2 separate regions of the Homo sapiens genome follow, and region 2 is linked to region 1. The links are chromatin contacts, found by Hi-C or POLR2A ChIA-PET in ENCODE. All regions are on one chromosome and are shown on one strand. The core of a region is the stretch at or near the end of the contact, and the rest is flanking DNA. Distances in the headings are between cores, read along the strand shown.

What was found. Hi-C counts contacts between places; a loop is a spot of excess contacts on that map. ChIA-PET counts read pairs that join two places held with the same protein, here RNA polymerase II (POLR2A). Pooled maps may share reads with other maps.
Region 2: a loop to region 1 is called in a map of PC-9, with 2.8 times the contacts of the local background. The contact joins the promoter of LINC02677 here to the enhancer-like site in region 1. A Hi-C loop is called at or near these places in 1 of 168 maps with a recorded cell type or tissue (PC-9), 1 of 37 single-sample maps with no recorded cell type and 1 of 50 pooled maps. POLR2A ChIA-PET finds 5 or more read pairs at or near these places in 2 of 52 experiments (K562 and PC-9).

The regions. Positions count from the first base shown.
Region 1 is chr10:4,980,735-4,984,609 of GRCh38, forward strand. AKR1C1 (aldo-keto reductase family 1 member C1) reads left to right here. Exons shown (of 9, transcript NM_001353.6): 9 at 1-2,549. Among named protein-coding and RNA genes, the nearest start is that of AKR1C1, 19 kb to the left of the region's middle. Within about 2 kb of position 2,142, at least 11 of the 41 ENCODE cell types and tissues checked have a DNase peak (open chromatin) inside an H3K27ac peak, as active enhancers do; they include PC-9, where a contact is called at or near this core.
Region 2 is chr10:5,616,948-5,621,168 of GRCh38, forward strand. LINC02677 (long intergenic non-protein coding RNA 2677) reads right to left here and starts at 1,261. Exons shown (of 2, transcript NR_184032.1): 1 at 984-1,261; 2 at 1-453.

The DNA of each region.
Region 1 (3,875 bases), core at 892-3,391:
CTGAAATCTTGCATTCCTCCAAGTCATCCAGGAGGGTTGAATTCACTTCTTTCAAACTCCTGTTCAAGTAAATGTTTTGCCCTCCTGTCACGAATCATGAATGTTTTTAATGGCATCTAGAATAGTAAATCTTTTTCAGAAGATTTTCAATTTTCTTTTCCCAGGTTCTTCAGACAAGTCACCATGGTAGCTGTAGACTTATGAAATGTATTTCCTGAACCATAAAACAAGAACATCAAAATTACTCTATGATCCATGGGAAACAGAATGCATGTTGTGTTAGCAGGCATGGAAAGAACAGTAATCTCTTTCAACCTCTGTAAGAGAGTTCTTGGTTGATTAGGTACCTTGTCGATAGGCAGTTCTAATTTCAAAGAACTTTTTCTTTTGCTGAGCAGTAAGTCTTAACAGTGGGCTTAAAATATTCAGTAAACCATTATTTAAGGAGATGTGGCTTAAATATCTAGGCTTTCTTGCTTTATTTATAGAACACTTACAGAGTAGATATAGATTAAATCTTAAGGACCCTAGGATTGTTAGAATAGTAAATGAACATCATATGTTGTAATATAGTTAGCCAGGGAGGGGAAAGATCTCTACAAGAAATAATTTTAAAAACTACTCAAAGAAATCAGAGATATCACAAAATGACAAAACAAGTACAGGGGCAGCAAAAGGTAACAGATGTCAACTATGAGATCTCATCAAGAACTAAGAAAATGGAGAAAAGTACCAGATGGCAGATGGGAGGCAGTGTGAGCATGCCTCTCCCACTTGGAGATTAGTGTGTAGAGATTTACATTGTGAATTTCTTTTCAAGAACCAATGCAGAGACTTAACAGATATATGAAAAAATTTCACATACACTCTGAAGAAGTCTCAGGCACAATCCTACTCCATGAAATAAGAAAAAACCATCACATCCCCAGATTCTGAGGGGAGAGAGTTCACTCCAGAGCATACATCCCCACTGGGGATCTGGAAATTCAGGCCACAAGAGAAGGCTTTGATCCTGTGCGGACAAGTGCCTTGAGCAGAATCCACAGGGGAGAGCTGGAAGTGCATGGCAGATATGAGCACAGAAGCTGGGTGTCCAGCCTTGTGGGCAGACCGGGAGGGATGTGGCCTGAAAGCCATGGTTATTATCTCAGCGTGTAAGCTGATGATCTGAGGCTGGTCAGAGTTCTGTGCGCAGACTGCCTGGATGTAAACCTGGCACTGTTAGCAGAGCACTGCATGAATGAAAGGAATGAAAATAGCCTTGCCAACTGCATAGGTGCTGGGTGAGGCTCACTGTGGGGGGCGCACGGCAAGCTATTCAACATTACGTACAGGCATTTGAGGTCGGGGCATGGAAAAATACTGAGGCAGTGTGTGTATGTTATTTGTGCTGAGAATGAAACTCCTTGACCTTGAAAACAGGACAGGGAGTGGTGTGTGTGCTGTGATAAGGAATGCTGAAAACGGTCTCCTGAGAATGCGGTTTGAGTGCTTTTACAAGGCCACAGGTGTCTCACGACCTGACCTCATAAAGCCATCTAGTGGATGTTTGTGGCTTAACAAGCCCCTTCAATAAGTACTTGGCGGAGGGATGCTGGGGGGACCTTCTTAGAAGAGCTGCGCCCCACCCCCCTCCCTGGACAGCCCAGCTACAATTGTCTGAGAACTCACTGCAAGCTGTAAGCGGCCCACTACTTCCCACTCCCTTTTTTGAACTCTTCTGTGCAGCAGAGGCAATTAAACTCTCCTCTGGAACATTACCCCAGCAGCCTGAGAACCACCCCTTGGCGCTCACAGGGGCTGCAGCCTGCCTTATCCAAGGACAGTTAGAGTGCAGACCCACCTAACCCTGGACCCACTGGTGGTACCCATCCACCCATCCTGGTAGCTTAACACAAAGATACACTTTTAGGAGCTTCATAGCCCCTCTTCCCCCATTGCCTGAGAAACCACTTTCCCTGGGCAACTTAGGGCAAGCTCAAATCCCACTGCTACCACCACAGCTGGTGCTCTTTTGCAAGTGCCACCTCCTAGCTGGAGACCAACCAGCACAGTCCACACAGCACCTCAAGGAAGAATAAATAGAACTGTTCCCAGGAAGGAGAAAATGCCTGCATGAGCTCAGCTGTTACCACTGCGTACCACACCCTGACCAGTCAGAGGTCTTGAGTCGGTCCGCATGACAAGTTCACCGCTCGCATAACCAGCATTCAAGAAAGCCAGCACACTAAGCCTATCTACAGCCAGGGAGTCTCAGAGTCTACGTCACTCCCCTGCCACCTCAATCAGAGCTGGTGCTGGTATCCACTGCTGGGAGACTTGTGCTGAGGTGAAGCCTGGGCTGGATGGCTGGAGGATGAAGAACTGCACGGAGGAGATGGAGGCACCCAGACAGATGCCCCATGGACATCCTGAAGCAGAGCTGCCTCACTGCCCTGCACACACATGAGAGCGCAGCCAGGAACAGAAGGACTGGGCAACATTCAGGCGGAGCCCAGGCCAATTTTCTAAACATGGAATATGAGTTAAATAAATGGCTTCGTATTAAAGCCTGTATGTTAAGAGGGTTTGCTTTATATCCCAAAGTATTAGTATAATCATGATCTCCTATGCATAAAAACAGGACAAACAACCCAATAAAAGAGTCAGAGAGTTAACAAGCGCTTCACAAAGATAAAACTCTAAGAGAATAAATATAAGAAGTATATACTATGTGAGTATATATGGAAAAGAAAGAAATTCACAATGATTTGGAGACTAAAGAACACCTAATTAAACTCCTTGTTTATGAAAATGAAGAAAAGGAGATGTCCCTGGCAGAGGGATACAAGGTAAATTGTCAACTCAATGCTGAAACCCAAATCTCTTGTTTGGGTCCCATCCTAATTCTCTCCACCCATGCTGTCTTTCCTGTGGTAAAGTGGAAAACCCTTATGATGAACACAAAGCATTTGTGCATAGAATATGCCAGGGAAAAGGAGATGGCCCAAGGGTGTCCTCAGAACCTTACAAGAAGCACATGTTTGAAGGACACTATGCAGGAGCCCTGAGGCCCACAGCCCCGCTCCTCACCTGCACGTTCTCTCTGATACGCTGCTCATTGTAGCTCTTGGCCAGGACCAAGAAAGGAGAGGAGGCTGATGGCATTCACCTGGAGAGTGCTTCTCCTGTGGGGGTGCAATCATCATGAATTGTTCCAGGAAGGCTCTCTATAGGTGCATCCACTCTGCGCTCCTGTGGGATAAGCCCCAGCTGTGTCTACAGTGGTGCACCAGCGGGGAACAAGGACTGCTTCTCCAGGACCTTTCTCAGTCACAGAAGCTGCCTGCCTGTTGGGGCAGAGGGGCAGGCTTTTCCTACTGCACCCAGCTCTGCAGTTGTTTGTCTGCTGCAAGAAATTTCCCAACAGTGGAAAGACCTGGGATTCAAGGGCTGCCATTCAGGTTTTTCTGTCCCACTGGTGTTCCCTTATGTGGTACTCTTTTCCCTACCCTCAAAATGGGACTTCGAGAGAGCTGGACTACAGTGATTGCTACTGCTCTTCTGGGCCTAGCCGCCCAGTGGGCTCCCAGACTCCAGGCTGGTGCTGGATTTGTTTGCAAAGGATCCAGTGATGTGACCTGTCGTCAAGTCTCCCAGCAGTGGACACCAGCACCAGCTCTGATTGAGGTAGCGGGGAGCAACGTAGACTCGGAGATGCCTTGGATGTAGGTAGGCTCAGTGTGCTGGCTTTCTTGAACACTGGTTATGTGAGCGGTGAACTTGTCATGCGGACCGACTCAAGACCTCTGATTGGCCAGGATGTGATACGCAGTGGTAATAGCTGAGCTCATGCAGGCATTTTCTCCTTCCTGGGAACAGTTCTATGTATTCCT
Region 2 (4,221 bases), core at 11-2,510, 640 kb after region 1:
TAATTTCTTGGAAAAAGCCAACTCCTTCCAGCCCTTTCTGCTCACACCATCTCAGTTTTCCTGTCTGGCTGCAGCCACCAACAGCAGCCACAGGATCTCGCCAAATTTCCATTTACTTGCTCTCTGGTCTTCTCATGCTGGCGCAGTCCTCCCCTCCGGACCACGAGAGCCAAGTGTAAATTGTGTGGTCCCAGCAATCATTCAATCCTGCAGATAGCTGTGTTAAGGGTGTCTGGGGACCTGGGGAAGGAGTGTGTTTTGTGTTTTGTTTTTATGCATTTCCTCACTCTGTCTGGATATGGGGATCTGGGGAGGGAGAGAGAAGGTAGGCTTTCTTCACAGGGGATGCTTACCTACTGGCGAGCACAGCGATCTGAGCTTTGGGGGCCTCCGTCGGCCCTCAGTGATGTGTGGTTTCCCTCATTGGCCTTCACTGGGGTTCCCCTCAGTGCACTAAGGTGGACATGGGAGAAAAAGCCCCGTGGCCCCCTAAACAAATCGACCCCAGATGCCATGGGACAGGGTTCCAATCCCGCCTCTCGTGTTGGTTTTCTTGGTGATGAACGACAAATCCCTTTTCATTTCTAGTTCTGATCCCCTCATCTTGGAGGTGCTTGTCCCTGTCTGGCATCCCACAGTTTTCTATGGGAATGTGAAGATGCTTCAGCGGGGCTGCTGCCCTAAGGAGCATCTGGGGCAGGTGGACCAGGGTGGATGCATCAGTCGTGAGGACAGTGAAGGGCCGCGGATGCGGCAGTAGAGAGGAGGGCTGGCTGGAGAAGATGGGAGAGCGGCAGTTCCCACGCAGAACAGCAGCAGGAGGGCCGGGGAAGATGAGCTGGACAGGTAAGTATGGCGGGCAAGCGGGTAAGCAGGTGAGCAAGTAAGCAGGTAGGCAGGTGAGCAAGTAAGCAGGTAGGCAGGCGGGCAGGTAGGCAGGGAAGCAGGCCCTTGAATACTGTGCTAAGGAGTTTGGGTTTTACCTTGAGGGTGAAGAGTTCTTAGCGGGATGTTGGTGGAGCCTGGCAAAACCAGAGGCACAGAGATGCTGCCAACTCATCTTGCAGAGCGCGTCTCAGACATTCCTAGCAAAGAGAAGGCCCTGGGAAATCCAGTGACTCTGAAACCTTCATGCAGAGATGTGCGTGGAGATCTCTAGAAAGGGCTGGAGCCAGAGGGATAATTTCCGAAAGCTTCACAGATGCTGTGCTTCTGAGCAAAGTCCACACTCTGCATCTGGGCAGTGCACACGCAACCATGCACCAACCACACCACTCTTTGCAAGGACCTCAGCTCCTCGCCCAAACGCCGCAGGGCAAGCCCAGGCAGGGCTCAGCATTCCACTCTGAAGGTGAAGCCATGTGCTTTAAAAGAAGGCAGAGGCTCTGTGGCTGTTTCTCTTCCCCTCGCTGGGAGGTGGGACAGGGTAGTGGTTAAGCGTGGGTTCCATCATCCAACATCTAGGTGGCAATCCCAGCTCTACTGTTTAACAGTGTGTGCCCTTATATGCATTTCTTAATTTCTCCGGGCCTCTTTCCTCATTATCAAACTCAGGATTGAGCGGATTTCTCTACTCTCTACACCTAGAAAGTAGTGGGTGTACCTCACTACATGGCTCGTCAGAAGACTACAATAAAATGTGCTGTTATCATGATCTGTTTCTCCAGCACTTTTCTTTTAAACTGTCTGGAGAGTTGAATGATAACAACAGGCCTTTTAAGAATTTTGGAGGTAGGAACTACAATGATTCCCAAGCTGCTGATGAGGAACCGAGCCTCAGAGGGTTAATAACATCCCAGGATCTCATGCCCCCAAAAAGGGCAAGGCTCGGGAGGTGGAAAGACTTCTCATCACCAAGTATCACAGGGAGAAGGTCAGCTCCAGACTGAGCCTTAAAAAGTGTGTCTTGTTCAGGAAGGAGGTTGAGAAAGTGGGTGGCCACATGCCCGGGCCCTGGAAGGCTCCCTGGACCAGGGCCTCACGGACAGACTGAGAAAGCCGCTCCTGGCCTGGGTCATGCCTGCAGGGCCCTCGCTAGCCTATGAAACCCCACGGGCCTGCACGTTTCCTCCACAAGCTGTGAGAGGCATCAGTATGTCCTCTCCGGAGTGACAAATGACACTCGACCCCGAGGCCCACGCAGGCTCGGTAATCAGTGACAGCTGCAGCAGCTGTTCTGCTGGCCAGGGGTCAAGGTCCCAGGCAGCTTCTCCTTATGGGGTATAACCTGATTGCACTGCAGCTCTGAGCTGCCCCAGGAGCCCCGTGCACAGAGCCTGAGACTATGTCAAGCCCATCTGTCAATCTGGAAGAGCCCACCTCTCAATCTATGGAAAGAGACCGGAACAGTGCAGGTGCCCACTCAGTGCTGAAATGATCAAGGAGTAAATGAGTGAGTGAGTGAAGGAATGCATGAATCCTTCCTCCTCTTCCCTCGTAAGAGACAATCTCCAAGCAGCAATTGCCCCACCCTCATGGGCTTTTCCAGAACTGTGTGAGAAGAAAGGAGCTGCTCAGTGTCAGGGACACCCCTCCAAGTCCCACAGACCACAGTAGCAGGCATCTGACTCATGCCAGACCTGTCCTCCTGCAGGGAGCACACATACCCACCTGCCCCTGTGTGGTCGGCAGCCATGCCCCTGAGCCCTAGAGGCAGCGGGGAGCAAGATCTCCAAGCCCCAGCTCCACACTGATGGCTGCTCCTGGACAAGGATGCAGGGACCTGGAAAGAAAGGACAATCCCCCACCGAAGGAAGCGGAGGGGCCGGGATTTGAGGTTACAGCATGGAAGGAAAGAGCTGAGCTTCAAAGGCCGCAGAAGAAGAACAGGCGGAGTTAACAGGAAAAACCACAGTCAGGCCCTCTGGGAGAGGCTGGGGTTGCATGGAGGGCTGAGGAGGGGGAAGAGGGGCCAGGACTGGCAAAGGCTGCCTGACAGTCTGCCCTCCAGACAGCCACTTCCTCCCCTGTGCCTGCTCCATGTGGGAAGCCCTATGGGGGCTCAACTTTCAGCCCTGCTTCGGAGTGGGGGGACTGTCTCCTCCCTTGTCGCTCCCCATTCTCACCCCCACCCCCAACAGAGACCCCTTTCTGCAAGGCCAGGAGTGAGCGCACGGCATCAGACCCTTGCATCAGAGCCCTGGCACGTCCTTGTTTTCAGTGGTTTGGAAGTGAATCGTCTCTAGGTTTGTGTTGAGGCCAAGATACACGTTTTTCCTTTTCTCCGCTTTCCTTTCTTGTGCCTTGTTATGACTGGCTTTGGAGCCTGGCTTACAGGGAGGGGGGATGGAGAATGGGCAGGCTGTGGGGGAGGTGGCTGGGGTCCCAGGGAGGGAGGTCTCGGGACACCTGCCCTGCCAAAGTTAAGGCTACTGGGCAGGTGACCTTGGCCTCCAGGTCAGGGAAGCTGGAGGTATCTCATGGGCCACAGAGTCCCAGGATCCACAGAGGAAGGAGGAGGGAGCCGCTGGGAAAGTGGTTTAGGCTTAGGTGGTTGATGAGTGCGTGGGACAGGGGGAGGAGGAAGAAATGGGGAGGCTGCCACATGGCAGAGGAGGAACCCACACTCCGGAGAAACTCACTTTGTGTTCCAGCCTCCACTCGGAGCCGAGCGTCATCCCACCCACCCCGGGCTGGGTGTTTCTCCTTCACTTGGGAAAACCAAAAGGCAGAATTGAGGTTGCGGCCTCCAGAGCCCATCAGGACAAAAGACATGCCCTGAGCGCCCTGCACCAGCCCTGAGCTGAGTGGCGGCCCCACCAGCTGGCCCTTAGGGCTGAAAGCAAGAGCAGGCACGTGGGAGCTACCCAGGGTCTCGGGGTGCTGTGGAAGGTGCACCCCCACCAGCCTTCCACAGCCACCACATCCCAGGAGAGGCCAAGACACGCCCCAGACCAAACAGAAGACGGGAAAATGCTGGTTCTGAAAAATGTTTACATTCTCCTTCCCAGAATTCCAAGATACTAAGATGTCCTAAAACAAAAAGAAATGAAAAGATAGGAGGGAAAACACCCATTGATGAAAATGATTCATTCCCTCGATACATTTCTACAAAACGAACCCGGAGCAGGACCCAGAACTCTGCGTTCATCCGTCAGCACCCAGCTAACTCCTCCACACCCCTGTTCGGGGCCGGATGGCAAGACACCAAGATGGTTAAATTTAAGAGAAGTCACAGGATGGTGGAGACAGTTTAAATAACAAGCACCTGGGGAAGCGGTT